Regions from separate parts of the Homo sapiens genome. Here region 1 is linked to region 2. A link is an interaction called in ENCODE POLR2A ChIA-PET data of the cell type or tissue named here. Cell type or tissue: Panc1. All regions are shown on one strand. Links, peaks and the distances in the headings refer to the core of each region. The heading gives the core; the rest is flanking DNA.

Region 1 (15,657 bases), core at 7,105-9,604, 530 kb after region 2:
GTGAGCCACCGGGCCTGGCCTCATGTAATTTGATTTGTAGAAATGTGATCTTACTATGTTGCCCAGGCTGCTCTCAAACTCCCAGTCTCAAGTGATCCTCTCACCTTAGACTCAACGTATATGCTTTACTAAAAGGTCTTGACATCATAGGGAATGTTCCTTTTCTTCTCTGCACCTCAGTTTTCTCATCTGCAAAATGGAAAGGGGTGCAATTTCTGTAAATCATTAAGGGGCTATGAATGGGATTGTGAACTATGAAGCACTCTTTAAATATTAAAGAACAGGCCAGGCGCGGTGGCTCACGCCTGTAATCCCAGCACTTTGGGAGGCCAATGTGAGTGGATCACTTGAGGTCAGGAGTTCAAGACCAGCCTGGCCAACATGGTGAAACCCCGACTCTACTAAAAATACAATAGTTAGCCGGGCATGGTGGGGGGCACCTGTAATCCCAGCTACTCAGGAGGCTGAGGCACAAGAATGGCTTGAACCCAGGAGGTGGAAGTTGTTGCAGTGAGCCAAAATCATGCCACTGCATTCTAGCCTGGGTGACAGAGCAAGACTCCATCTCAAATAAATACATAAATAACATTAAAGAACACTGTTCTTGGCCGGGCACAGTGGCTCACGCCCGTAATCCCAGCACTTTGGGAGGCCGAGGTGGGTGGATCACCTGAGTTTGGGAGTTTGAGACCAGCCTGACCAACATGGAGAAACCTCATTTCTACTAAAAATACAAAATTAGGCTGGGCACGGTGGCTCAAGCCTGTAATCCTAGCACTTTGGGAGGCTGAGGCAGGTGGATCATGAGGTCAGGAGTTCGAGACCATCCTGGCTAACACGGTGAAACCCCGTCTCTACTAAAAATACAAAAAATTAGCTGGGCGTGGTGGTGGGCACCTGTAGTCTCCGCTACTCGGGAAGCTGAGGCAGGAGAATGGCGTGAACCCGGGAGGTGGAGCTTGCAGTGAACCGAGATCGTGCCACTGCACTCCAGCCTGGGTGACAGAGCGACACTCCGTCTCAAAAAAATTAAAAAAATAAAATAAAAATAAAAATAAAAATACAAAATTAACTGGGCGTGTTGGCACAGGCCTGTCATCCTAGCTTCTCGGGAGGCTGAGGCAGGAGACGGAGGTTGCAGTGAGCCGAGATCCCGCCAGCCTGGGCAACAAGAGTGAAACTCTGTTTCAAAAAAAAAAAAAAAAAAAAAAAGGACATTGTTCTTAGTGACAGTGTCATCTAGGAGAAGCAGGATAGGAGAGTCTAGGATTCTAACCCTGGGAGTTCCCACACAGCACAAAGCCAGTAAAGGAAGCCTCAGCCCAGGTCCATGCTTATCCCTGGGACTCTCAGGACAGGTTGTATCAGGAGGTTCCAAGACCTTGTGTCTGCTCCTCTACCCTGTGCTCATCTTTATTTATTTATTTATTTATTTTTGAGATGGAGTCTCACTGTCACCCAGGCTGGAGTGCAGTGACACAATCACAGCTCATTGCTGCCTTGAACTCCTGGGCTCAAGTAGTCATCCCACCAGGACTACAGGCATGCACCACCACATCCAGCTAATCTACATGTTTTTTGTTTTTTGGGTTTTTTTTTTTTGTACAGACGGGGGTCTTGCTTTCTTGCCCAGGCTGGTTTTAAACTCCTGATCTCAAGTGATACTCCCACTTAAGCCTCCCAGGTTGCTGGGATGATAGGCATGGGCCACTGTGCCTGGCTGAACTGGGCTGTTTTGAGATGGAGTTTCGCTCTTATTGCTCAGGCTGGAGTGCAACGGCACGATCTTGGCTCACTGCAACCTCCGCCTCCCAGGATCAAGTGATTCTCCTGCCTCAGCCTCCTGAGTAGCTGGGATTACAAGCATGTCCTACCATACCTGGCTAATTTTGTATTTTTAGTAGAGATGGGGTTTCACCATGTTGGTAAGGCTTGTCTCGAACTCCTCACTTCAAATGATCCAGTTGCTTCAGCCTCCCAAAGTGCTGGGATTACAGGCACGAGCCACCGCACCCAGCCTGGGCTATTTTATTTTGTAAATAACCTTCATCATTTTTGTGTCAGTATCAACTGAAGCTCCCTGCTCCTACCAGCTCACCCACACAATACGCAATGTGAGCTTAAGTTTTGCTAAAGACTATGTTTTATGTGTCAGGCAGGCACTTTTGCGGCTGAGGACCTGTGTAGGGGTAATGGGCCCTGGAAGGATGGGGCTTGATGAGCTGAGGGTGCTGGGAATTTTAGGGACAAGGACAGGAGGCAGGACGCCACTGGCCTCAGGAAGAGGAGCATGGAAAAGAAAAGAGAAGTTTAAACAAAGGAATGTGGGGGTGTTTGGCTCTGTACAAGCTGGGGGATGACATGAGCCTCTCCTCTGTCACCCCAGAAAAACCTCGCTACGTGCTGTGTGACATCAAGGCATCACCCAGCTTGGGAATCGGGACTTGTTTGGGAATTGAATGAAGTTCTTGAGAATGGCCTCAAGGCTAGCTACCCCTGTCATATTTGGGTAACATTATTTTTCCTTTTCTTTCTTTCTTTCTTTCTTTCTTTTTTTTTTTTTTTTTTTGAGATGGAATCTAGCTCTTTCACCCAGGCTGGAGTGCAGTGGTGCGATCTTGGCTCACTGCAACCTCCGCCTCCTGGGTTCAAGCGATTCTCCTGCCTCAGCCCCTCAAGAAGCTGGGATTACAGGCATGTGCCACCACACCCAGCTAATTTTGTATTTTTAGTAGAGACGGGGTTTCTCCATGCTGGTCAGGCTGGTCTCGAACTCCCGACCTCAGGTGATCCGCCCGCCTTCGCCTCCCAAAGTGCTGGGATTATAGGCATGAGCCACCACGCCCAGCTATTTTTTCTTAAAGATGGGGTCTCGCTGTGTCACTCAAGCTGGAGTGCAGTGGCATCATCATAGCTCACTGCAGCCTCAAACTCCTGGGCTCAAGCCATCTTCTGGCCCCAGCCTCCCAGGTAGCTGGGACTCCACAGGTGCATGCCACTGTGCCCTGCTTTTTATTTTTATTTTTGTAAAGACAGGAGTCTCACTATGTTGAGACCTATGCTGGTCTCAAATTCCTGGCCTCAAGGGATCCTCCCACCTTGGCCTCCCAATGTGTTGGGATTACAGGCATGAGCCATCACACCCGGCCTGGTTACATTTTTTAAAATACAAAATCAGGCTTCAAAGAGTCAATTAGTGGGTTCCCTAAAAAATCTGTCTTTTACCCTGTAGCTGTGGCCTGCCTCCCTTCCCTCTGTTTCATTTTCTGTGTTGCAGCGTCTTTTCTCCCCGGAAGAGATGTTGGTGTGTAAGTAGCAGCAACGGCCCCTCTGTTTAACGGTGGCTACCCCTCCCCGGATGACAGTCACAGGCCAGGCCTCATAGACAGCATTTTACTTTCCTCAAAGGTGGTCTGTTCTTTCCCTCGATGTATAGATATGACCGAGAACTTAGTCATGCCTGGATTCAAACCTGTCTCTGTGAATCTGTTACAGGAAAGGGATTTGATCTAAACCCCAAGAGAGGGTTCTTGAATCTCACTCAAGAAAGACTTCAGAGGGAGTCCACAGTGCAAAGCAAAAGCAAGTTTATTAAGAGAGTAAAGGAACGAAAGAATGGCCACTCAGGCAGGGCACAGTGGCTCATGTCTGTAATCCCAGCACTTTGGGAGGCCGAGGCAGGTAGATCACCTGAGGTCAGGAGTTCGAGACCAGCCTGTCCAACATGGTGAAACCCCGTCTCTACTAAAAATACAAAAATTGGCCGGGCGTGGTGGCAGGTGCCTATAATCCCAGCTACTTGGGAGAATGAGGCAGGAGAATCGCTTGAACCCTGGAGGCGGAGGTTGCAGTGAGCCGAGATCACGCCACTGCACTCCAGCCTGGGCGACAAGAGCAAGACTCTGTTTAAAAAAAAAAAAGAATGGCTACTTCATAGACAGAGCAGCCCCGAGGGCTGCTGGTTGCCCATTTATATTGTTATTTCTTGATGATATGCTAAACAAGGGGTGGATTATTCGTGCCTCCCCTTTCTAGACTACAAAGGGTAACTTCCTGACATTGCCATGTCACTCTCATCACCATCTTGGTTTTGGTGGGTTTTGGCCGGCTTCTTTTTCTTTTTTTTTTTTTTTGGAGTTTCATCCTTTTTGCCCAGGCTAGAGTGCAATGGCATGATCTCGGCTCACTGCAACCTCCGCCTCCTGGGTTCAAGCGATTCTCCTGCCTCAGCCTCCCGAGTAGCTAAGATTACAGGTGTGCGCCACCACGCCTGGCTAATTTTGTGTTTTTAGTAGAGACAGGGTTTCTCCATGTTGGGTCAGGCTGGTCTTGAACTCCCGACCTCTGGTGATCCGCCCGCCTCAGCCTCCCAAAGTGCTGGGATTACAGGCGTGAGCCACCCGCCAGGCCCTTGGCTGGCTTCTTTACTGCAACCTGTTTTATCAGCGAGGTCTTTATGACCTGTATTTTGTGCTGACCTCCTATCTCATCCTGCGACTCAGAATGCCTAACCTCCTGGGAATGCAGACCAGTAGGTCTCAGCCTCATTTTATACAGCTCCTATTCAAGATGGAGTTGCTCTGGTTCACATGCCTCTGACAAATCCAAAACTCATGTTCTTAATGCTCTGCCGATCCAAGCCCTTTTCCCTATTGCTGTAGGAGGGGAAGGGGTGAGCCAGGTGGACAGCACCCAGAAGTAAGGGGAGCTCTGCTGAAACCAGGGCTAAGCCTCCATCTTGGTGGGGGAGGGCACTGTCTGAGCCAGCTTGGATAAAAAATGGAAGGTCGGGGCCACCCCCCTAGAGACAGGTCTCTGGAGGGTCACTTCCAGGCTTGTTCAATTAAAAAAAAAAAAAAAAAAAAAAGAAGGCCAGGCATGGTGGCTCACACCTATAATCCTAGTACTTTGGGAGGCCAAGGCAAGATAATTTCTTGAGCAATCCTCCTGGGTTGAGGCCAGGAGGTCAAGACCAGCCTGGGCAACATAGTGAGACCCCATCTCTACAAAAAAAGTTTTTTTTAATTAGTTGGGAGTGGTGGTGTGCTCCTGTAGTCCCAGCTACTCTGGAGGCTGGAGTGGGAGGATCGCTTGAGGCCAGGAGTTCAAGGCTGCAGCGAGCTGTGATGGCACAACTGCACTCCAGCCTCGCGACAGGGTGAGACCCTGTCTCAAAAAATAAAATAAAAAATAAAAAATAAACTGCACAGCACCTATGACCTCAGCAAATTCTCCCAACAGCCCTGGAATGGAGTTATCACTCTCACCTTCGAGAAGAGGCTCACAGAGGGACACGGCAGGCTCCAGGTCACAAGGCGGCTCAGGACAGTGCAGGATGAGCCCTTGTCTGGAGCTTCAAATCTCATGCTCTTGCCTCCAGCCCAGCTACCTCTAGAAAAAAAGAAGCGCTCTGAGAAGAGCCTGTAGGGAGCCAACATCTGTGGCAGAGGCTGGCTGGGGCTGCGGGAGCAGGGACAGGAGGTGTCTGGTCCCTGCTGAGCGAAAAGGAGAGTTCTGTAAGATGGATAGGGAGTATTGGAGGCCCCCACCCTCTGCCACCAGGCTTGATTGATGAGCACAGTCCTGCTGCCAGAGATGAGCAGGGGGGGCCCCTGGAGGCTGCAGAGGGGAGGGCGAGGAGAGGCTATGAATATTTCAGCGACAGAGGCCGGGCTGGAGGAAAGGAGGGGAAGCGGGGCAGGGAGGCACTCAGCCAGCGGGAGGGGGCTCAGGGACTAGGACACCCAGGTGAGGAAAGACCCACATCATTGAGCCAGGGCTCGGGGAGGGCGGAGATAGGCCAGGAGGAAGGGGCTCTTTAAGAAATTAGAGTTTGCCGGGCGCGGTGGCTCACGCCTGTAATCCCAGCACGTTGGGAGGCCAAGGTGGGTGGATCACAAGGTCAGGAGTTCAAGACCAGCCTGGCCAGCATGGTGAAACCCCGTCTCTACTAAAAATACAAAAAATTAGCTGGGCGTGGTGGTGCATGCCTGTAGTCCCAGCTACTCGGGAGGCTGAGGCAGGAGAATTGCTTGAACCCAGCAGGCGGAGGATGCAGTGAGCTGAGATCATGCCACTGCACTCCAGCCTAGTCGACAGAGTGAGACTCCATCTCAAAAAAAAAAAAAAAAAAAAGAAAAAGAAAAAGAAAAAAAAAAAAGGAAGAAATTAGAGTTCGCCGTGCGCGGTGGCTCACGCCTGTAATCCCAGCACTTTGGGAGGCCAAAGCTGGCAGATCATCTGAGATCGGGAGTTCCATACCAGCCTGACTAACATGGAGAAACCCCATCTCTACTAAAAATACAAAAATTAGCGGGCACCTGTAATCCCAGCTACTCGGGAGGCTGAGGCAGGAGAATCACTTGAACCCAGGAAGCGGAGGTTGCAGTGAGGTGAGATTGCAGGAGACTGCAGCAGGCAGAGGTTGCAGTGAGGCGAGATCGGGCCCCTGCACTCCAGCCAGGACAACGGAGTGAGACTGAAAAAAAAAAGAAAGAAAAGAAAAGAGAAATTAGGGTTCAGTGAGAGAAAGGAGGGGTGGGGATGGGGTTCCCAGAATAGGACAGTAGGGTTAGGGGCACAGGGATCAAATGGGGGGTTCACTGAGGGGGAGGGCTTCAATGAATGGGGCTAGGATATGGAGGGGATTCAGTGAAGAAGAGGAGCCTCATCTAAGGAGTAGCCACACACACCCCACCCACGACTGCAGGGTGGCTCATGCCTGGAATTCCAGCACTTTGAGAGATCAAACGGGAGGATCGCTTGAGGCCAGGAGTTCGAAACCAGCCTGAGCAACATAGTGAGACCCCGTCTCTGCAAAATTTTTCAAATTAGCCAGGGTAGGGGTCCACGCCTGTAGTCCCAGCTACTCAAGAGGCTGAGGAGGAAGGATCGCTTGGGCCCAGAAGTTCAAGGCTGCAGTGAGCTATGATCCCACCGCTGCAACCCAGCCTGAGCAACAGAGCAAGACCCTATCTCCAAAATTAAAAAAAAAAAAAAGAGGAGGGGGCTTACTGAGATGGTGAGAACTCAGAAGGGGTGCGGGCTAAATAAGGGGCTCGGTTATCTCCTTCTTTTTTGCAAAAGATTGTACCGTGAGGTCGGGGACCTGTAGGGGATGTGCCCCGTTGGGTTCCCCAAATCTCTGCCTAGCCCTGTAAGGCCAGGGGCCGCAGTTACCCCTCGCCCCTCCCCCAGCCGGGTAGCAGCCCGCAGACTTGCGGGGCTAGGTCAGGCCCCCTGCGCCGAGAAAAGGGGTGAAGAAAAGTCGTCCCGAGACTGGTGGTGAGCGTCCCTGTCGCCGGCAGTGTGGCGGAGACCCCGCGGCTGACCGAGGGCGCTGAGCCGGGCCTGGAGTACGCGCCCTTTGACGATGACGACGGCCCAGTGGACTGTGACTGCCCGGCCTCCTGCTACCGCGGCCACCGCGGGTACAGGTCAGCGGCCGCCGCGGCGGGGGTGGGGGGCGCGCGGGGCTGCCCCCCCTCACCGCCCCCACCCCCGCCCCTTCTCCCCCAGGACCAAGCATTGGTCTAGCAGCTCGGCATCGCCCCCTCCCAAGAAAAAGAAGAAAAAGAAAGGCGGCCACCGGAGAAGCCGGTGAGAACCGCGCCTGACCGGAGCGGGAAGGGAGGAGGAGGTGGGGTCTCTCCCCGGATGCCCGTCCCTGGCTCACAACCATGCAGCATTTGTGAGCCCCGCCCCTCTCTGAGCCCCTCCCTCGCCCTCCCCGTGCCGTCCCCCGACTAGGTGCCCTCCGGGTAACTGAACCCACCCCAGGCCTCAAGCTCCTCCCCTCGCTAGGCCCCGCCCCTCGACAAGCCCCTCCCCTTCGCTAGGTTCCGCCCCCCAAGGAGCCCCTCCCCTTCTCTGGGGCCCGCCCCTCACCGAGCCCCTCCCCTTCTCTAGGACCCGCCCCTCATCGAGGTCCTCTCCCCACTAGGCCCCACCCCTCATCGAGCCCCTCCCCTTATCTGGGATCCGCCCCTCACTGAGCCCTTCTCTAGCACCTGCCTCTCACTGAATCCCCCAGAGCCAGACTCACTGACCGGGCCCGTGTGTTACCAGCACCTGCTCCCAGTCCCCCTCTGCCCTCCCAGGGGTCCCGTGCCCACCAACACTAGTGCGAGTGGCCCTGGGGAGGAGGGGCCTCATCTGCCATCCCCGAATCTCTCTGTCCACCCTCCCCTGTCCTGCGTGAGACCCTGGCAAGTGTCTGGGGCCCCAACTAACCCCATCCATCCGTCTGTCCTTTCTTCCTGGCATCTGCCCTCAGCAAAAAGAGGAGACTGGAGTCCGAATGCAGGTCAGTGGGGACAGAGCTGGCTGGGGCCAGGGCGGGGGATGTCTGTGGGTGGGAGAGATTCCAAGGCCATCCCCCAGAGGCCGGAGGCCTGGACCCTCAGGGCCTGCACCTGGACACTGCCAAGGTGCAAGTTTTGCCCCTACAGAGGCCGTGAATCCCACCGTTGGAGCCTCTGACTTCTGGGTTTGAAACTATCTTTGCCCACAATGCCAGGGGGGACATTGTTGTCCCCACAATTGTGGGGACAACATAGGCAGCGCCATCAACTACCCTGAGGGACCTTGGCGACCCTTGGGGCCTCGGGTCACTCTGTACAAGGGACCTTGGGCTTCCTGGCCTGGAATTCCCTTTCCAGCTTCAATGTCCCAAGCACCCAGGTCTCTCCAGCCATTTCCAGCCCCCCACCCCCCACCCCAGCTCACTAGAGCCCACCTCCCTGTGTCCACAGCTGTGGGAGCTCCTCACCCCTCCGCAAGAAGAAGAAGAGTGTGAAGAAGCATCGCCGAGACAGGTACCCTTGCTGCCCCCACCCTGGGGCCTCCTCTTCCTCCCGTGGGGCCCAGGGCCAGGGCTGTGGCCCTCCATAGGTCTCCCCTGGGCCACCCCAGGCAGGCTCAAGAGAACTCCTTTATCGCCCTACAGGTCTGATTCTGGGTCCCGGAGGAAGAGACGGCACAGGTGAGCGGCGCTTTGCAGAGGACATGGTCAGTGGTCCCTTAAGGACCAAAGCCCAAAGGACGCAATGATGGGAGGGGGTTTTGAGGGTCCCACAGGGCTCCATCCTTCAGCTCCAGGGTTCCTTCCCACAGCCAGGCTGCGGGGACAGGGCAGTGGAGAAGGAGCATGAAAACCAACTGTTTGCAACCCTTGCCTGCCCCATGCATCAGCCATGACGTGGTGACCCCAAGAATTTCTAGACAACATGGCAGGTCCAATGCCCAAGGGGTGTGTCTGTCTGTGGAGGTGCCAGTTAGACAAGCAGAAACACCGAGACCCTGAATTTGCAGGGAAACAGCTCGCGAGGCAGGAGGACCTCTGTGAGCTGGGAGGGCTCCATGGATAGGAGGCAGGGTCGGGGAGCTGTGGCTAGAGGTAGAGTTTCTCGGGGACAGGTGCTAGCCTCCCAACAGGTTTGACTGCCAGGTTATGGAGCCATCCTCCACCCAGGAGGGCTGGGGGTTAGTGTGGGGGAGCTCTGAGCAGGGCAGTGGCTTGTTCAGGGTGGACTGGGGGAGGGGAGAGGAAGTGAAAGGCAGGAGTCCAGGTGGAGGCAGAGTGGTGCAGGAGAAGAGGGTTGCTGAGAAAGCAGAAAACAGCCTGAGCCAGGCACGGTGGCTCACACCTATAATCCCAGCACTGTGGGAGGCTGAGGCAGGTGGATCGCTTGAGGCCAGGAGTTTGACACCAGCCTGGACAACATGGTGAAATCCTGTCTCTACTGAAAATACGAAAATTAGCTGGGTGTGGTGGCAAGCGCCTGTAATCCCAGCTACTCGAGAGGCTGAGGCAGGAGAATCACTTGAACCCGGGTGGCGGAGGTTGCAGTGAGCCAAGAGATTGCAGTGGAGTGCACAGCACTCCAGCCTGGGTGACACAGCGAGACTCTGTCTCAGAAAAAAAAAAAAAAAAAAACAAAGTCTGGGTGTGGTGGCTCATGCCTGTAATCCCAGCACTTTGGGAGGCCGAGGTGGCTGGATCATTTGAAGTCAGGACTTTGAGACCAGCTTGGCCAACATAGTCAGTCTCTACTGAAAATACAAAAATTATCTGGGCATGGTGGCGGGTGCCTGTAATCCCAGCTACTTGGGAGGCTGAGGTAGGAGAATCGCTTGATACTGGGAGGAGGAAATTACAGGGAGCTGAGATCGCACCACTGCACTCCAGTCTGGGCGACAGAGCAAGACTCCATCTCAAAAAAAAGAAAGAAAGAAAGAAAGAAAAGAAAAGGAAAGGAAAAGAAGGGAAAAGGGAAAGGAGAGGAGAGGAGAGCTCGGAAGGAAGTTGTGGGGCAGTCACATTCCAGAGGTGGCATCAGAGCCAGACCCCCTTCCAGCAGCCCAGAGGAAGGGCAGAGTCTGGAGTTCCTTCTTTGTAGTGGGAATTTGCCAAGTAGGGGAGGAGCCTACATAAACACCTAATCCTGCCCCTCCAATGTCCCCAATTTTTCATCTTCCCCTGGCCTCCCAGTGTCTATGGATCAGTGTGGGTCCCTACTGCCCCCAAGTGGCCACCATTAGCTTACACACACCCTCTGGCCAGCTCCCATCCTTCCTGGACAGGTCCTAAAAGTGAACTAGGAATAGACCAACTTCCAATGGGGAGACTGAAGCCCAAAGCAGGCTCCAGCACCCAAACCCATAGCCTCCGGGCCTTCCCCGCAGTCACTCTGCTCCTGTGGGAGCACATTTCTGTGTTCCTTAGTATGGCTTTGTTTTGGGGTCAGAAGGACTGAAGGGATCTGGTGGCACCAGGGAGGATGGGGCTGAGGATTGGGGTTGGGTGAGACCTTTGAGGGCTAACCAGAAGCTTCTCAGGCCTTTCATCAAAGGTAGAGGGTGCTGGGTTGGGGGGCTTGCCCCAGAGGGCTGGATGGGATGTGACAGGAAGCTGTGGGAGTTGGGAGGGGGCAGCCCTGCAGATGGATCCAGAGATGTCATTCAAAAGCAGGGAGATTGGCCAGGCACGGTGGCTCACATCTGTAATCCCAGCACTTTGGAGGGCTGAGGTGGGCAGATCACTTGAGGCCAGGAGTTCGAGACCAGCCTGGCCAACATGGTGAAATCCTGTTTCTACTAAAACAAACAAACAAACAAACAAAAAATAGCCAGACGTGGTGGCAGGCTACTGTAATCCCAGCTACCTGGGAGGCTGAGGCATGAGAATTGCTTGAACCTGCAAGGTGGAGGTTGCAGTGAGCTGAGATTGTGCCACTGCACACCAGCCTGGGCAACAGAGCGGGACTCTGTCTCAAGACAAAAAAAAAAAAAAAAAAAAAAAAAAAAGCAGGGACATCATGCCCTTGGGAAAGCATTTCTTTCCTAAACCCCTGGTGAGCTGGCCTAGGGCTGGGCCAGTCTGGGAGCACACGGAGGAAGGGGGCACAGGAGGTATGATTATCAGGCCACACCCCAATACTCAAGGGAATGAGTATTGGGCATGTCCCAAGTCCAGTACCAAAAGACAAGAGCAAATCACCATTTCTATCTGGCCCAGACCTAAGGCTTGAGGCTGCCACACCTGCAAACAGCAACCCCTGCCTTTTTTTTTTTTTTTTTTTTCCTGAGACGGAGTTTCACTCTTATTGCCCAGGCTGGAGTGCAAAGGCGCGATCTCAGCTTACGCAACCTCCGCCTCCCAGGTTCAAGCGATTCTCTTGCCTCAGCCTCCCTAGTAGCTGGGATTATAGGCACACACCACCACGCCTGGCTAATTTTGTATTTTTAGTAGAGACTGGGTTTCTCCATGTTGGTCAGGCTGGTCTCAAACTCCTGACTTCAAGTGATCCACTGGCCTCAGCCTCCCAAAGTGCTGAGATTAAAGGTGTGAGCCACCATGCCCGGCTATAGCACCCCACTTTATCTGGGGCCAGCCACACTTCTGTGGCCCTCCCAGACTGGGCAGCATTTGCGACCCAGGGAGGTGTTCACGGGCCAGGACTTCCAGGAGGAGGAAGGCCGGAGCTTTGGCTGAGTGAAAGGGACAAAGGGGTGGAGTAGGATGGAAAAGTCCCCGCCAGCCATGGGGCTTAGGCCCTAGAGTGGAACAAATCTCAGATCCACACCTGAGTATACCCAGGCTCCAGGGCACGAAGGCCACACCCTCCCCGGGCCACACCATCACTGTGGTCTCTGCTCTCTGCAGATCTCGAAGCTCCAAGTGCAAAAGAAAAGAGAAGAACAAAGAGAAGAAGAGGTAAGCGCCCTCCCTACTCTCCAGCCCCCCATTCGTTCTCCCTCCCGCCCCAGCAAACTACGCCTTTTAGAATCACAGAATCAGGCCATTAAAGGTAGCTCATTTTGCCCAGATGGAAAAATTAAGATCTAGAAAGAAAGCCAAGGGCTCTTGCTGAGTCAGAGCTTGAACCAAAACCCAGGCCTCTTGCCTTCCAATCCAGGGTCCTCCCAAGCCCAGTCCTCGTGACTCCCACCCTCCTTCCTCCCACCCCACAAGTCCCAGGATCACCTGCTGAGGGCTGAGGGGGGTCTTGGGAGGCTGGGGTTGTCTAGAGAAAAGGGGGCCTTTTACTAATTCTCACAGATGACCCATATGGACCAGATAGGCTCTGCAGCCAGCACCAACACTGCTGATGTACCTTTTATAGGAGACTTTAGGGGACTGATGAACACTGGCTTTCAGTAGGGTTCCACTGGGATCCTGGTGGGAGGCTGGGCAACTTGGGGGCTGGGGGGATCACGGGGGGCAGAATTGAGGTACAGGCTGATTTCCCCCATCCACGCCAGGCCTCACACAGAGTCCCCAGGCCGGAGGTCTCATCGCCATAGCAGTGGCAGCTCCCACAGCCCCTCCCTCTCCTCCCACTACAGTGATTCCAGATCTCCCAGCAGGTAGGCCTGGGCCTCTGGGAGGCTTTCTCCTGGTGGGGGATGAGGGTTGCAGATTAAACACCCCCAAGGGCTGGGGAGCAGGGCTGGTGGACAGAATGTCAATTCATCGGTGGGTAGAAGTTTATCAGGGGTAGCCAGGTGTGGTGGCTCACTGCTGTAGTCTCAGCACTTTGGGAGGCCAAGGCAGAAGGATCGCTTGAGGCCAGGAGTTCGAGACCAGCCTGGGCAACATAGACTTCCTTCTTTAATTAAAAGTAATAATAATAATTATTACTTTTATTATATATAATTATATATATTTAATATTTATATATATTTATATATTTAATATTTATATATTTTATATATTTAATAAATATTTATATATATATATATATATATATATATATATTTTTTTTTTTTTTTTTTTTTTTTTTTTGAGACGGAGTCTCGCTCTGTCGCCCAGGCTGGAGTGCAGTGGCGGGATCTCGGCTCACTGCAAGCTCCGCCTCCCGGGTTCACGCTATTCTCCTGCCTCAGCCTCCCAAGTAGCTGGGACTACAGGCGCCCGCCACTACGCCCGGCTAATTTTTTGTATTTTTAGTAGAGACGGGGTTTCACCGTTTTAGCCGGGATGGTCTCGATCTCCTGACCTCGTGATCCGCCCGCCTCGGCCTCCCAAAGTGCTGGGATTACAGGCGTGAGCCACCGCGCCCGGCCTTATTTATATATTTAATATATATAAATATTTATATATTTAATATATATAAATATTTATATATTTAATATATATAAATATTTATATATTTAATATATTTATATTTAATTATATTATATATTTATATATTTAATATAAATATTAACATATTTTAATATAAATATTAATATATATTTCAATATAAATATTAATGTATATTTTCATATAAATAATATATTTAATATATTTATATATTTTAATTTATATATATTTATATATCTATATATAAATATAGATATATATTTTAATATTTATATATATTATAAATATTTATATATTTTATATATTTATATATTTAATATATAAATATTTATATATTATATATTTAATATATAAATATTTATATATTAAATATATAATATATAAACATTTATATATTATATATTTTATATATTTATATTTAATTATGTTATATATTAATATATATTTAATATATTTATATATTATATATATTATTATATATATTTATATATATAATATATATTTTGAGACGAGTATTGCTGTGTTGCCCAGGCTGGAGAGCAGTGGTGCAATCTTGGCTCACTACAACCTCCGCCTCCGGGATTCAAGCAATTCTCCAGCCTCAGCCACCCGAGTAGCTGAGATTACAGGCGTGCACCACCATGCCCGACTAATTTTTGTATTTTTAGCGGAGATGGGATTTCGCCATTTCGAACAGCCTGGTCTCGAATTCCTGACCTCAAGCGATCCGCCTGTCTCGGCCTCCCAAAGTGCTGGGATTACAGGCGTGAGCCACCAAGCCCAGCCTAATAATAATTTTTAAAAAGAGAAATTTACCAGGGGAGTGATAACTTGAGGAAGAGCTGCCCTAAGGCCCCTAAGCCTCCGCCTGAATTGGAAATCGAGGCACAGCCTCGCTGGCTCACCCTGGTCAAGCCCTCTCTAAGTGGAAAGGTTCCCAGCATGGTGAAAAGGCAGGTGGAGGGCTGCTCTCTTTCCCCGTGCTGGGGAAGGGGGAAAGAGGAGGCGCAACTGCTTGCAAAGCGGGTGTCCCACGCCGACTCCCCCATTCTTCCTGGCGCCTAACCCCAGGCTGAGCCCCAAGCACCGAGACGAAGGGCGAAAGACGGGCAGCCAGCGGTCCAGCGGAAGCCGGTCGCCTTCCCCGTCGGGCGGCAGCGGATGGGGGTCGCCCCAGCGGAACGGCGGCAGCGGGCAGCGGAGCGGAGCGCACGGGGGCCGCCCCGGCTCGGCGCACAGCCCGCCCGATGTACGTACGCTTCGCTTTGCGGAGGGTTCCCGCGCCGCGGGCTGCGCCGTGCGTGGTCGGGCGGGTCGCCAGCGGGGCAGGGGGCGATAAGTGTGGCATGGGGGCGGGGGCGGGGGCGGCCGCTTCCTCCCTCCTCGGCTCCCCGCTGGGCGTCCTGGCTCGGGAGCCGCCGGGAGTGCTAGGCCGTTGCGCCCACCTGGCCCTGGTGTCAGGGTGAGGGGCGCCTGCGGTCTTGGGCCACCCTTGCGCTTGGCAAACTGAAGGCCAGAGGGGGGTTGACCGCGGGGCACTGAGTTGGGTACAGGGCTGGGGAGGAATCAGGGTCTCGTGCCCTCCCCAGGCATATTAGGGTGGGAGGGGCATGGACATTGATAGGAGTCCCAGGCAGGAGCAGGATTCGAGAGACAGGACCCCCCACTGGGCACCACCTGGGCCCTGAGTCTCCCTCTTCCCACCAAGCCCTGGCCCCACCTCTGAGCACCCCCCTCCCCCTCCCTCAATCTTCTCCCCAGCCCCTCCCTCCCTCAGCCCCCTCCCCCATCTCAGTCCCTCTGCCCTCTAAAGTCCCTGCTCTGAGGAGACTCTGCCCTTTTCCAGGCACCGCCCACACTTGGACTGGTGTCTCAAACCTGCCGGCTCCTCTTCCCACGGCCACCCTCCTGAGGCACCTGCCAGCGTGCCTCAGAGACCCCACACCAACACCCCCAAAACTGTCCCCACCCTTCCTCCAAGAGGGGCACAGATGCCCGAAGACCTACAGGCAGGTGCAATGGGGGAGCTGGCAGAGGAGAGAGACGTCTCAGCCTGTCCCCAGATGGAT
Region 2 (11,262 bases), core at 1,152-3,651:
GTTCAAGCGATTCTCCTGCCTCAGATTCCAGAGTAGCTGGGACTACAGGCACATGCCACCACACCTGGCTAATTTTTTGTATTCTTAATAGAGACAAGGTTTCACCTTGTTAGCCAGGCTGATCTCGAACTCTTGACCTCGCGATCCGCTCACCTTGGCCTCCAAAAAGTGCTGGGATTACAGGCATGAGCCACCATGCCTGGCCGGGCATTTTTATCACCCCACGTCCTTGCCAATGCTTGGCACTGTCAAGTTTTCTTTTTTTAATATTTTTAATTTCAGCCATCCTGATGGGCATGTAGAGGTATCTCATTAAATGTTTTTCTTTTTTTTTTTTTTTTGGTAGACAGAGTCTCGCTCTGTCCACCAGGCTGGAGTGCAGTGTACGATCTCCATCTCGGTTCACTGCAACCTCCGCCTCCCAAATAGCTGGGATTACAGGCACGCCCCACCATGCCTGCCTAATTTTCATATTTTTAGTAGAGATGGGGTTTCACCATGTTGGCCAGGCTGGTCTCGAACTCCTGACTTCGGGTGATCTGCCCAACTCAGCCTCCCAAAGTGCTGAGATTACAGGTGTGAGCCATTGTGCCTGGCCAGTACCTTATTAAATGTTAATTTGCATTTTCCTGATTGCTAATGAAGCTGCACACCATTTCATAAGTTTATTGGCCATTTGTTTATCCCCTTTCATTAAGTATCTCCTGCTTATTTTTTTTTAAATTAAGTTTGTCTTTTTGTTTGTTTTTGAGACACAGGTCTCACTGTGTCACCCAGGCTGGAGTGTAGTGGTGTGATCATGGCTCACTGCAGCCTTGACCTCCCCAGGTCCCTGGCATCAGTCTCCTAGGCCGAGTAGCTGGGACTATAGATGTACACCTAAGTTTTTGTATTTTTTGTACAGGCGGGTTTTCACCATGTTGCTTAGGCTGGTCTCGAACTTCTGGGCTCAAGGGATCCGCCCACCTCAGCCTCCCAAAGTGCTAGGATTACAGGCATGGGCCACAGTGCCTGGCCTTTTCTTTCTTTCTTTTTTTTTTTTTAAAGTTTTTTGTTTGTTTCTCTTAAATTTTTTACATATTCTGGATATAGGCCCTTTGATAATTATGTGTGTTGCAAATATTTTCTTCTGGGAGGAATTTTCAGTGTCCAAATAAGTCAACCAGAAAAGACTTAGAAAAATAAGGCTGGGCGCAGTGGCTCACGCCTATAATACCAGCACTTTGGGAAGCCCAGGCGGGTGGATCACCTGAGGTCAGGAGTTCGAGACTAGCCTGGGCAACATGGTGAAACCCCGTCTCTACTAAAAATAGAAAAATTATCCGGGCATGGTGGCATGTGCCTGTAGTCCCAGCTATTCAGGAGGCTGAGACAGGAGAATTGCTTGAATCCAGGAGCAGGAGGTTGCAGTGAGCTGAGATTACACCACTGGATTCCAGCCTAGGTGACAAAGCGAGACTCCATCTCAAAAAAAAAAAAAAAAAAACTTAGCAAAATAAATGTCTGTACCTTTTCTAAGTCACACATATCTAAGCCACTGACCCGGCTTCCGCTTTAAAGGGAGATACAGAAAGAAAGTATAAAATTTGGGGCCAGACAAGCCAGGTTCAAACCTCAGTTCTGCCACTTCCTGAGTGCTCTCAAACAAGTCTTTTAATCTCTCTGAGCCTCAGTGTCTGTATTTGAAAACTGACCACAACCATCTACTGCATGCTTGCTCTGTGGCTTCAAAGGAGTAATGTGTCAACATGCCTTTAAACGATAGTGTTACTTGTGTTAAACACAAGCCATAGGCCACACTGGCTTCCTGAGCTGTCTTGTGGCAGTATTAGCAGAGGCAGCAGCAGCAACCTTTCTGATCCAAGAAAAGATGCCATTCTCTCTTCCTCTGAGCCAGCAGACACCTTAAATCACGGTCCCTCTCCCCTCACAAGTCCTGCCCACACACTGGGAACAGAGCTCCTCCCTGGCTGCCCAGGCAGGAAAACAGGAAACAGCCACCACCCTGCCGGGAGGTGGGGCTGACAAGTTCTCTTTCCCAGGTGGGCATCTCTCCAGGTCATCAACCCTCCTTGATGCAGGAGGAGAGCTGGCTGCCAGCCCACTGCACAAGGCTGTGCCCGCTGCCACACCCAGGTCTCCGCCACACCTCGCCTTGAGGCAGTGGAATAAGTGGGCCAATGAATGGGGAGCAGAAAACAGTCTTCATCAGTGCCTTGCAGAAGTGCCAGAGGGGGAACCCTTTCAGTGCCCAAGTGGGGCAGGGAATCTGATCTCCTGGGCCATAGGGACACGCCCCATCCTTCTTAACGTGCAGCACCAACCCTTTATTTTTATTTTTTTTAATCTTCTTTTTCAGAGATGGGGTCTCTGCACTCCAGCCTGGGAGACACAGCGAGACTCTGTCTCAAAAAAAAAAAAAAAAAAAAAAGGACAGGGACCAGGGACCAGGGACGAGGGACCCTGATGGTGCCATATCAGGCAGGGTCTCAGAGAAGGCAGCAAAAGTTTTTGAAAAAGGGCAGTTATAAAAGTAGTTGTCAGTGAAGGGGGAGTATGGTGGGGGGAAGTGGGGTGAAAAACTACCTATGGGGTACTATGCTCACTACCTAGGTGACAGGATCATTCATACCCCAAAACTCAGTGACATGCAGTTTACCCATGTAACAAGCCTGCGCATGTACCATCTGAACTTAAAAGTTGAGGAAAAAAAGTGTAGAGGAAACAGAAGAAAAAAAAAAACCAAAATTCTAACAAGTGAATAAAAATAAGAAACTAGAACAGGAAAAAAAAAAAAAGAAGAAGCATTGTTGGGCCAGGTGCAGTGACTCAATAATCCCAACAATTTGGGAGGCTGAGGCGAGAGGATCGCTTCAGGCCAGGAGTTTGAGACAAGCCTGGGCAACGTAGTGAGATCTTGTCTCTGCAAAAAAAAAAAAAAAAAAAAAAAAAAAATTAATTAGCTGGGTGTGGCAGCACATACCTGTAGTCCCAGCTGCTCAGGAGGCTGAGGTGGGAGAATCACTTGAGCCCAGGAATTCGAGGCTGCAGTGAGCTATGATCGCATCACTGCATTCCAGCCTGGGCAACACAGCAAGACTCTATCTCTTAAAAAACAAAAAAGCGGCCGGGCGCAATGGCTCACGCCTGTATTCCCAGTACTTTGGGAGGCTGAGGTGGGCAGATCACCTGAGGTCAGGAGTTCGAGACCAGCCTGGCTAACATGGCAAAACCTAGTCTCTTCTAAAAGTACAAAAATGAGCTGGGCATGGTGGCAGGCGCCTGTAATCCCAGCTACTCAGGAGGCTGAGGCAGGAGAATAGCTTGAACCCAGGAGGCAGAGGTTGCAGTGAGCCGAGATCGCGCTACTGCACTCCAGTCTGGTTGACAAGAACGATACTCTGTCTCAAAACAAAACAAACAAACAAACAAAAATCACAGTGTTGGATTTGAGGGACACTGTCCAGAACAGGTGATTTAGAGGGCAGGCAGGATGAGATGACAAAAATCCAGGCAAGATGTAATAAGAGCAGGAAATGCAAGATTCACAGGATGAATGGGTGAGACAAGTCTCACAGAGGCACTCAACAGAATGCGGCTGTGAGGGCAGGAAGGAGGGAGGGCTCAGAACTGACACCAGAGAGAAGGTGGGGACCATTGTCCTGCCATGGGGCCGCCCGAGGGGGTACAGTTGTCCAGTGGGAAGTGGTCACTCAGGCTGGGAAGTCAGGAGGGAGATGTGGGGAGTCAGTGCCACAGAAGTGAGAACAGAAACCATCAGACAGAGGTGAGGGCAAAGGAAGTGGACAGGAGGTAAAAGAGAAGTGGGGTGAGGACAACGCCTTGGGGACCCCAAGCATAAGGAGGAAGAGAGCAGAGGGTGCCAGGCAGTGACAGAAGGACAAACAGAGAGCATAGCTATCAACCCCTGAAAGCCTCAATTTCCTCCTCTGTAAAATAGGATTTTTTTTTTTTTTTGAGACGGAGTTTCGCTCTTGTTGCCCAGGCTGGAGTGCAATGGCGCGATCTCAGCTCACTGCAACCTCTGCCTCCCGAGTTCAAGTGATTCTCGTGCCTCAGCCTCCCAAGTAGCTGGGATTACAGGCGCACGCCACCACGCCCAGCTAATTTTGTATTTTTACCAGAGACAGGGTTTCTCCATGTTGGTCAGGCTGGTCTTGAACACCTGACCTCAGGTGATCCACCCGCCTCGGCCTCCCAAAGTGCTGGGATTACAAGTGTGAGCCACCGTGTCCAGCCTAAAATAGGAATTATAATTCATACATGTGTTGCAAGGATCGAAAAGGGTGGCTCATGTAAGGCCTTTACCATTTGCACACAGTATGTGGGCAGTAATTTTTTTTTTTTTTTTGAGACAAGGTCTTTCTCTGTTGCCCAGGCTGGAGTGCAGTGGTGTGATCTCGGCTCAATGCAACCTCCCCACTTTCCGGGTTCAAGCGATCCTCCTGCTTCAGCCTCCCGAGTAGCTGGGATTACAGGCATGCACCACCACGCCCAGCTAATTTTTATATTTTTAGTAGAGAATGGGTTTCACCGTGTTGGCCAGGATGGTCTCGAACTCCTGGCCTCAAGTGATCCGCCCGCCTCAGCCTCCCAAAGTGCCAGGATTACAGGCATGAGCCACCATGCCTGGTCAGTAAATGTTGACGATTACCATTACCATCACTGGGAAGAAACTCAGGACAGTACAAAACCAGGGACCAAAAGAAAGCTCTTAACTTCCTTCTTAAGTTTTCAATACCCACTAAAGGAGCAAGGTTGGGGAGATAGAAGGGTACAGAAGTTTAAGAAGCCAGTTCTGGGCCAGGCGCAGTTGCTCCCGCCTGTAATCCCAGCACTTTGGGAGGCCAAGGTGGGCGGATCACTTGAGGTCAGGAGTTAGAGACCAGCCTGGCCAACATGATGAAACCCCGTCTCTACTAAAAATACAAAAATTAGCTGGGCATGGTGGCGCACGCCTATAATCCCAGCTACTCCTGAAGCTGAGGTGAGAGAACCACTTGAACCCAGGAGTCACATATTGTAGTGAGCCGAGATGGCGCCATTGCACTCCAGCCTGGGTGACAGAGACTCCAACTCAAAAAAAAAAAAAAAAAAAAACGCCAGCTCTGATTGTCAAGTAAATGGAAAAATGGGGTTCACGAGCAGCTCTCCTTGCAAGAAGGCACCTGCTCAGACTTCAGGCAAGGGGTGACTTCTTTGTGCACCTGCTCCAGAAGCAGAAGGGGTGGGGCGCCAGGTTCAAGGCTCAGGGTGCTACACAGCCTGGCTCTGAGCATTTGCATTCCTAAAGAACAAACCTGACACAGATGCTTCTTACCTGCAGGAAGCAGGCTTAGGGCCATCTTGGTTTTCTGAGTATAACCAGAACCAACTGAGCCACCCAAAGTCCGTGGGGTGCCAGGGGTGTGGGAACCCATCAGGACCCACGGTCACCATCTTGATTGCACATGAGAACCACCTGGGACTTTACAAAATGTCAATGATCACCCCATACCAATGAGACAGAATCCTTATGCAGGGGGCCCAGAGAAACAGTATTTTATTTTTTCAAAGAGCTCTCCAGCCAGGGTTGAGAACCGCAGATCCTTCTAGCCCAGCCCTAAAATTTTTTAGCTGCTGAACTAAGGCTGAGCATCTGCTTAAGATCATGAGCAAGAGGGCAGAAGTACCCGCAACGTAAACATGAAAAAAAGGACTTTGCCATTTGGTTGTGAAGTCCTGGCTTCTCGGTTCACTCGCTGTGTGACCTTGGACAAGTCACTTAGCCTCTCTGAGCCTGAGCTATTAAAATGAAATCATAGATATAAATCACCCAGCATGTTCCTGGTACCCAGCAGGCCCTCAATAAATATTTGTTTCTATCTCTTTCTCTCTAGGATCTAAGGCTCTTCTCAACGCAGGATGCATTAAGATCCTTTGCTCTGACGTATGCGCTATCCACCGACTTTTTTTGTTTGTTTCTGGCTTTTTTTGTGTTGTTTTTCCTTTTACAGGGTCTGGCTCTGTCACCCAGTCTGGAGTGCAGTGGTGTGATCACGGCTCACTGCCGCCTCAACTTCCTGGGCTTAAACAATCGTCCTGTCTCTGCCTGCCGAGTAGCTGGGACTACAGGCAGCACCACCATGCCCAGCTAATTATTTGATTTGATTTGATTTTTTTGTAGAGACAGGGTCTCGCTATGTTGCCCAGGCTGGTCTCGAACTCCTGGGCTCAAGCCATCCTCCCGCCTCAGCCTCCCAAAATGCTGGGATGATAAACATGAGCCACTGCGCCCGGCTCACCCAAAGAGATTTTGACTCTCTAAAGGTTTGTTCCCCACTCTGTGTCTTTTCCTCTAATCCCAGAACTCACCTACTACAGAGCACTGTTGCTCAAACATCAGCGTACACAGAGTACCCAGGGCTGTGGTGAACACGACAAGTCCTGATTCAGTAGTTCTGGGTGGTGCCCAACATCCTAATGGCCCTGGTGATGCTGGTGTTTCGGGGCCTGACCACATCAGAGCCCCAAGGCTTGTCCAGGAGCCCCGCAGTGGCCAGTCTGCCTCCCTGCTGACTCACGAGCCCCCCAGAGCCGGTCTCTTTATCTTACTCATCTCTGTGTCTCCTCCACGGTATGTGCTCACTAAACGGATGTTGAAGAAATAAACAAACCATGGAGAAAACCATTTTCCAGCTAAGTAAAAACAGACTATTTTATTTGTCCTGTGATTGACAGCCCTCCTGGCTGATTCCAGAATTGCCCTCTTGGCTGGTGGGAGGACAGTGTGGTCGAACGGGCCTGACACTTGGAACCTGGAGTCCTGGTTTTGAATCCTGGCCCTTCCACTCACCCGTGGGATGACCCTGGGCACGTTACCAAGCTCTTTGAGTCACGATGTCCTCATCCATAAAATGAAAATGATAATGACTGACCACCGTGTGGTCCCAATGATGGCTAGAAACATGCTTTATAAACTGTAAAGTACTCCTGATAAGGTCTCCTTATTACGGCTGGGTTTTCTTTTCTTTTCCTTTCTTTTCTTTTTCTTTTTTTTTTTTTTTTGAGGGCAGGCAGTACTTTTCACTTCCCTAAAGCTTGAAAGTGGCTTGTGATGGATTGGGTGGGGAACACACCAAGGGTCTGGTTGGAGATGGGTGCAGTGGCTGGGCCATGAGGCAGGTCAGTGGTGCCTCCTCTGGCAGTGACAGTGGCCAGGTGAAATGTGAGGATGGTGCAGGAGAGTTGAGGAGGCAAGGCTTCCTGGAGGAGGCTGGCAGGAGTAGGTATGCAAGGCTGGTCTGAGGGTATAGACGCCAGGACAGAAGAAGGCAGGCAGAGCAGTGAGAGTCTTTTGATGGGCATGTGGCCAGGCTCTAGACTGGGTATGCGGGAGGCAAGGCTAGACCAACAGCGACCCTGGAGCATTATAAGAAAACAAGTAATTATAGGCCGGGCACGGCGGCTCACACCTGTAATCCCAACACTTTGGGAAGCCAAGGCGGGAGGACTGCTTGAGCCCAGGAGTTCAAGACCAGCCTGGGCAACACAGCAAGACCCCATCTCTACAAAAAAAATTCTAGGCCAGGAACGATGGCTTATACCTGTAATCCCAGCACTTTGGGAGGCTGAGGCAGGCGGCTCACCTGAGGTCAGGAGTTCGAGGCCAGCCTGGTCAACAAGTGAGACCCTGTCTCTACTAAAAATACAAAAAATTAGCCGGGCGTGGTGGCGCTCGCCTGTAATCCCAGCTACTCGAGAGGCCGAGGCAGGAGAATCACTTGAACCCAGGAGGCGAAGGTTGTAGTGAACCGAGATGGCGCCACTGCACTCCAGCCTGAGCAACAGAGTGAGACTCTGTCTCAAATAAATAAATAAATAAATAAATAAATAAATAAATAAATAAATTTTAAAGATCAGCTAAGCATGGTGGCATGCTCCTGTAGTCCCAGCACTCAGGAGGCTAAGGCAGGAGGATCACTTGAGCCCAGGAGTCCCAGGCAAAACTGAGCTATGATGGTGCCACTGCACTCCAGACTGGACAATAGAGCGAGACCATCTCTTACATAAAAATAAATAAAGTAATTATTAATATATCCTGTGGCCCAGGGCTGAACTACCCACCTAGGCCCAGGGTTCCCTTGCTGACCCCATTCACCACTAACCATGAGCTTCAGGATGCAGGCAAGAGCAAGACACAGACCTGCCCTCAATAAGCTCAGTGTTCAATGGGGGCCACAGAGAGAAATGATGCCAGCACAAGGTCACAGGAACTAGGAGAGGTCACCAGCCCTGCTATAGTTCAGAGGAGGGAGTGGCCAATTTTGCCTCTCTGTCTACCCCAGCCAATGAGTCTCCACTGCACCCGCTGGGAAGTTTATCTGCCTAGTCTAGATGTCTCTTTATTTATGTTCTTCTGTCACTGGAATGCCCCATCCCCTCCTCCACCCAGCAAGCACTAACTCATGCTACAAGATGTGCTTCAGTCCTCGGGGAGGGCTCCCAACCCCAAAGCCTGTGCTTTATCCACGTGCTCTTGGTAATTATCCCATTACCTAGTACCACATCTATCCCTCTAAGGAAGAGTTAATCACAGCCTGCTTGATTGCTCACACTTCTGCTGTCTCGGGTTCGTCTCCCCAGTCAGATTATAACAATAATCACTGAACTAGTGCTCCACAGTTTACAAAATGCCTTCAGGCATATTGGGCTTAATTGAATCCCCACAATAAATCAGCCAGGTAAGTATTATGTTTATTTGACAATAAGGAAACCGAGGCTTAGAAAGGTTAGACAACTTCCCAGAGACCACAAGGCCCATGTACATGCCCAGCTGTAAGCCTCAAATGCCTTCTAACTCCAATGCCAGCATCTGCTCAGTACTCAGAGGCTGCCTGAGGCAGTGGGTAAAGGTTGAGACCGTTTCCAGCTGTGTGACTTCTGGTGAGTTACTTAACCTCTCTGTGCCTCAATCGTCCTGAGAGTAAAATGTGGCTGATACCCACCTCATCCGTTCTTGTCAAGATTTAAAAAGGTAATACAATGATGTCCTTAGAATACTGCCAAACACAATAATTAGTTAGTTATTATTATACCTTGGCTGATTCTCATGGTCTCCTAACTCATTAAATTTTTTCTAATTCATTTTTTATATCTCATAATACATTCTTCCCCTTTTTTCCCTTTGCTTACCAAGCTCTGCAACCTCATAATACATTTGATAGGTAGTCATTAAACAAAATAATTTTTTTGCAGATTGACTAACGTTGGGTTTAGGGCTGTTCTCTTTTCTTTTCTTTTCTTTTTCTTTTTCTTTTTTTTTTATTTGAGATGGGGTCTCACTCTGTTGCCCAGGCCGGAATGCAGTGGCACAATCTTTGCTCACTGCAACCTCTGCCTCCCGGGCTCAAGCAATCCTCCCACCTCAACCTCCAAAGTTACTGGGACAACAGGCACGTGATACCACAACCAGCTAATTTTATTTTTTGTAGAGATGGGGTCTTACTATGTTGTCCAGGCTGGTTCTTTTTCTTTACTCTCCTACACCCCTAAAGAGTTTCAACACCAGAGGCTGGGTGCAGTGGCTCACACCTGAAATCCCAGCACTTTGGGAGGCTGAGGTGGGAAGATCGCTTGAGGCTAGTTCAAGACCAGCCTGGGAAAACACAGTGAGACCTCCGTCTTAAAAAAAAAAAAAGTTAAAAATAAGAGTTTCAACATCAGAAAAATTCTCTTTTTCTGCTCCACTCTACTTCACCCCCACCCACCCCACCCAGGTCAAATCTGGCCAATCACAAATGTCCCACAGAATGTAAAACACCAGAAAACACTGACCTAGACTCTCCTGTTGGGCCGTCCCTGGATAGCAGGGAAACATACCACTCACGGGTGGAAACTTTCACAAACCTAATTTCTATCACTATTATGGGTCAAAGTCTTACGCATATTTCTCTATTGCTCTAGTTTTTACTTATTTGAGACTCTAGAAGGAACGGGTTGTTAAAAAATAATATCTATTTATTTTCTTATTTCATTTATTAAAAAAAAAAATAGGGCTGGGTGCCATGGCTCATGCCTGTAGTCCCAGCACTTTGGGAGGCAGAAGCAGAAGAATCACTTGACGCCAGGAGTTTGAGACCAGTCCGGGCAACACAGTGAGACCCCCATCTCTATGAAAATATAAAAATAAAAGGAATATACACACTGTTTCATGGAGCAAGAAGCCTCATGTAACTAGGCAGCTAGCAGAGGCACTAACATCCAAGACCAATGGAAAACTTCCTTCTTTTCAGGGGTCGGGTCCATGAAACCAGAGAACAAGCCTCAAACCTAGCTGGATCCTGGGAGGCAGAAGTGAAATGACCATTTCCCACTTCCCTCCTGGGGTAGGATAACCAGGTAGAGAAGACTCCCTGCTTCACACCATCCAGACACACCTGCATGGAGGCACTTTCTTTTTTTCTTTTTCTTTTTTTTTTTTGTAGAGACAGGGTCCCACTGCTTCACACTATCCAGACACACCTGCGCGCGGTTTTCTTTCTTTTTTTCACTTTTTTGTAGAGATAGAGTCTCACTCTGTCACCCAGGCTGGAGTGCAGTGGCACGATCATAGCCCACTGCAGCCTCAGCCTCCTGGCTCAAGTGACCCTCATGCCTCAGCCTCTCAAACAGCTGGGACTATAGGTGTATGCCACCACACGAGGATAATTTTAAAATTTTTTCAAAATAGAGGCGGGATCTCAGTGTGTTGTCTAGGCAGGTATCGAACTCCTGGGATCAAGTGATCCTCCCACCTTGGCCTCCCAAAGTACGGGGATTACAGGTGTGAGCTAATGCACCCAGCCTAATTTTTTTATTTTTTGTAGAGACAGGGTCGCACTATGTTGCCCAGGTGGGGGGCCAAAGGTTTTCAGAATAAGAAGAGGGGATGAAGTCCTCTGGGGGTGAAAAGCTTTATTCTTTTTTATTATTATTATTTTGAGACGGAGTTTCGCTCTTGTTGCCCAGGCTGGAGTGCAGTGGCGCCATCTCGGCTCACTGCAACCTTCACCTCCCAGATTCAAGCAATTCTGCTGGCCTCAGCCTCCCAAGTAGCTGGGATTACAAGCGTCTGCAACCACGCCCAGCTAATTTTTTGTATTTTTAGTAGAGACAGGGTTTCACCATGTTGGCCAGGCTGGTCTCAAACTCCTGACGTCAGGTGATCCACCCGCCTCGGCCTCCCAAAGTGCTGGGATTACAGGTGTGAGGTACCGCGCC

Evidence for each region. ChIA-PET counts read pairs that join two places held together with the same protein. Peaks named below come from ENCODE experiments on the same cell type or tissue, not always from the same donor. Only the 100,000 strongest peaks of a DNase experiment are listed, where the experiment ranks them.
Region 1: POLR2A ChIA-PET joins it to region 2 with 6 read pairs; 1 of 35 experiments calls an interaction of 5 or more read pairs at or near these places.

The regions. Positions count from the first base shown.
Region 1 is chr7:76,252,599-76,268,255 of GRCh38, forward strand. SRRM3 (serine/arginine repetitive matrix 3) reads left to right here. Exons shown (of 15, transcript NM_001110199.3): 4 at 7,308-7,436; 5 at 7,519-7,599; 6 at 8,276-8,305; 7 at 8,754-8,816; 8 at 8,948-8,983; 9 at 12,167-12,217; 10 at 12,766-12,870; 11 at 14,660-14,837. It overlaps LOC124901679 (a long non-coding RNA gene), which reads right to left and starts at 6,998. Exons shown (of 3, transcript XR_007060392.1): 1 at 6,321-6,998; 2 at 5,268-5,391; 3 at 1-189. RefSeq lists silencers at 2,168-2,366, 7,593-7,887, 7,872-7,951, 14,748-14,877 and enhancers at 8,840-9,363, 14,106-14,851. In Panc1, for the core only: no CTCF peak of the experiment used is centred there; no DNase peak of the experiment used is centred there; H3K4me3 peaks cover 1,056 bases.
Region 2 is chr7:75,726,379-75,737,640 of GRCh38, forward strand. All of the region lies in intron 1 of HIP1 (huntingtin interacting protein 1), which reads right to left. Among named protein-coding and RNA genes, the nearest start is that of HIP1, 6.9 kb to the right of the region's middle. RefSeq lists an enhancer at 3,369-3,870. In Panc1, for the core only: no CTCF peak of the experiment used is centred there; no DNase peak of the experiment used is centred there; H3K27ac peaks cover 542 bases.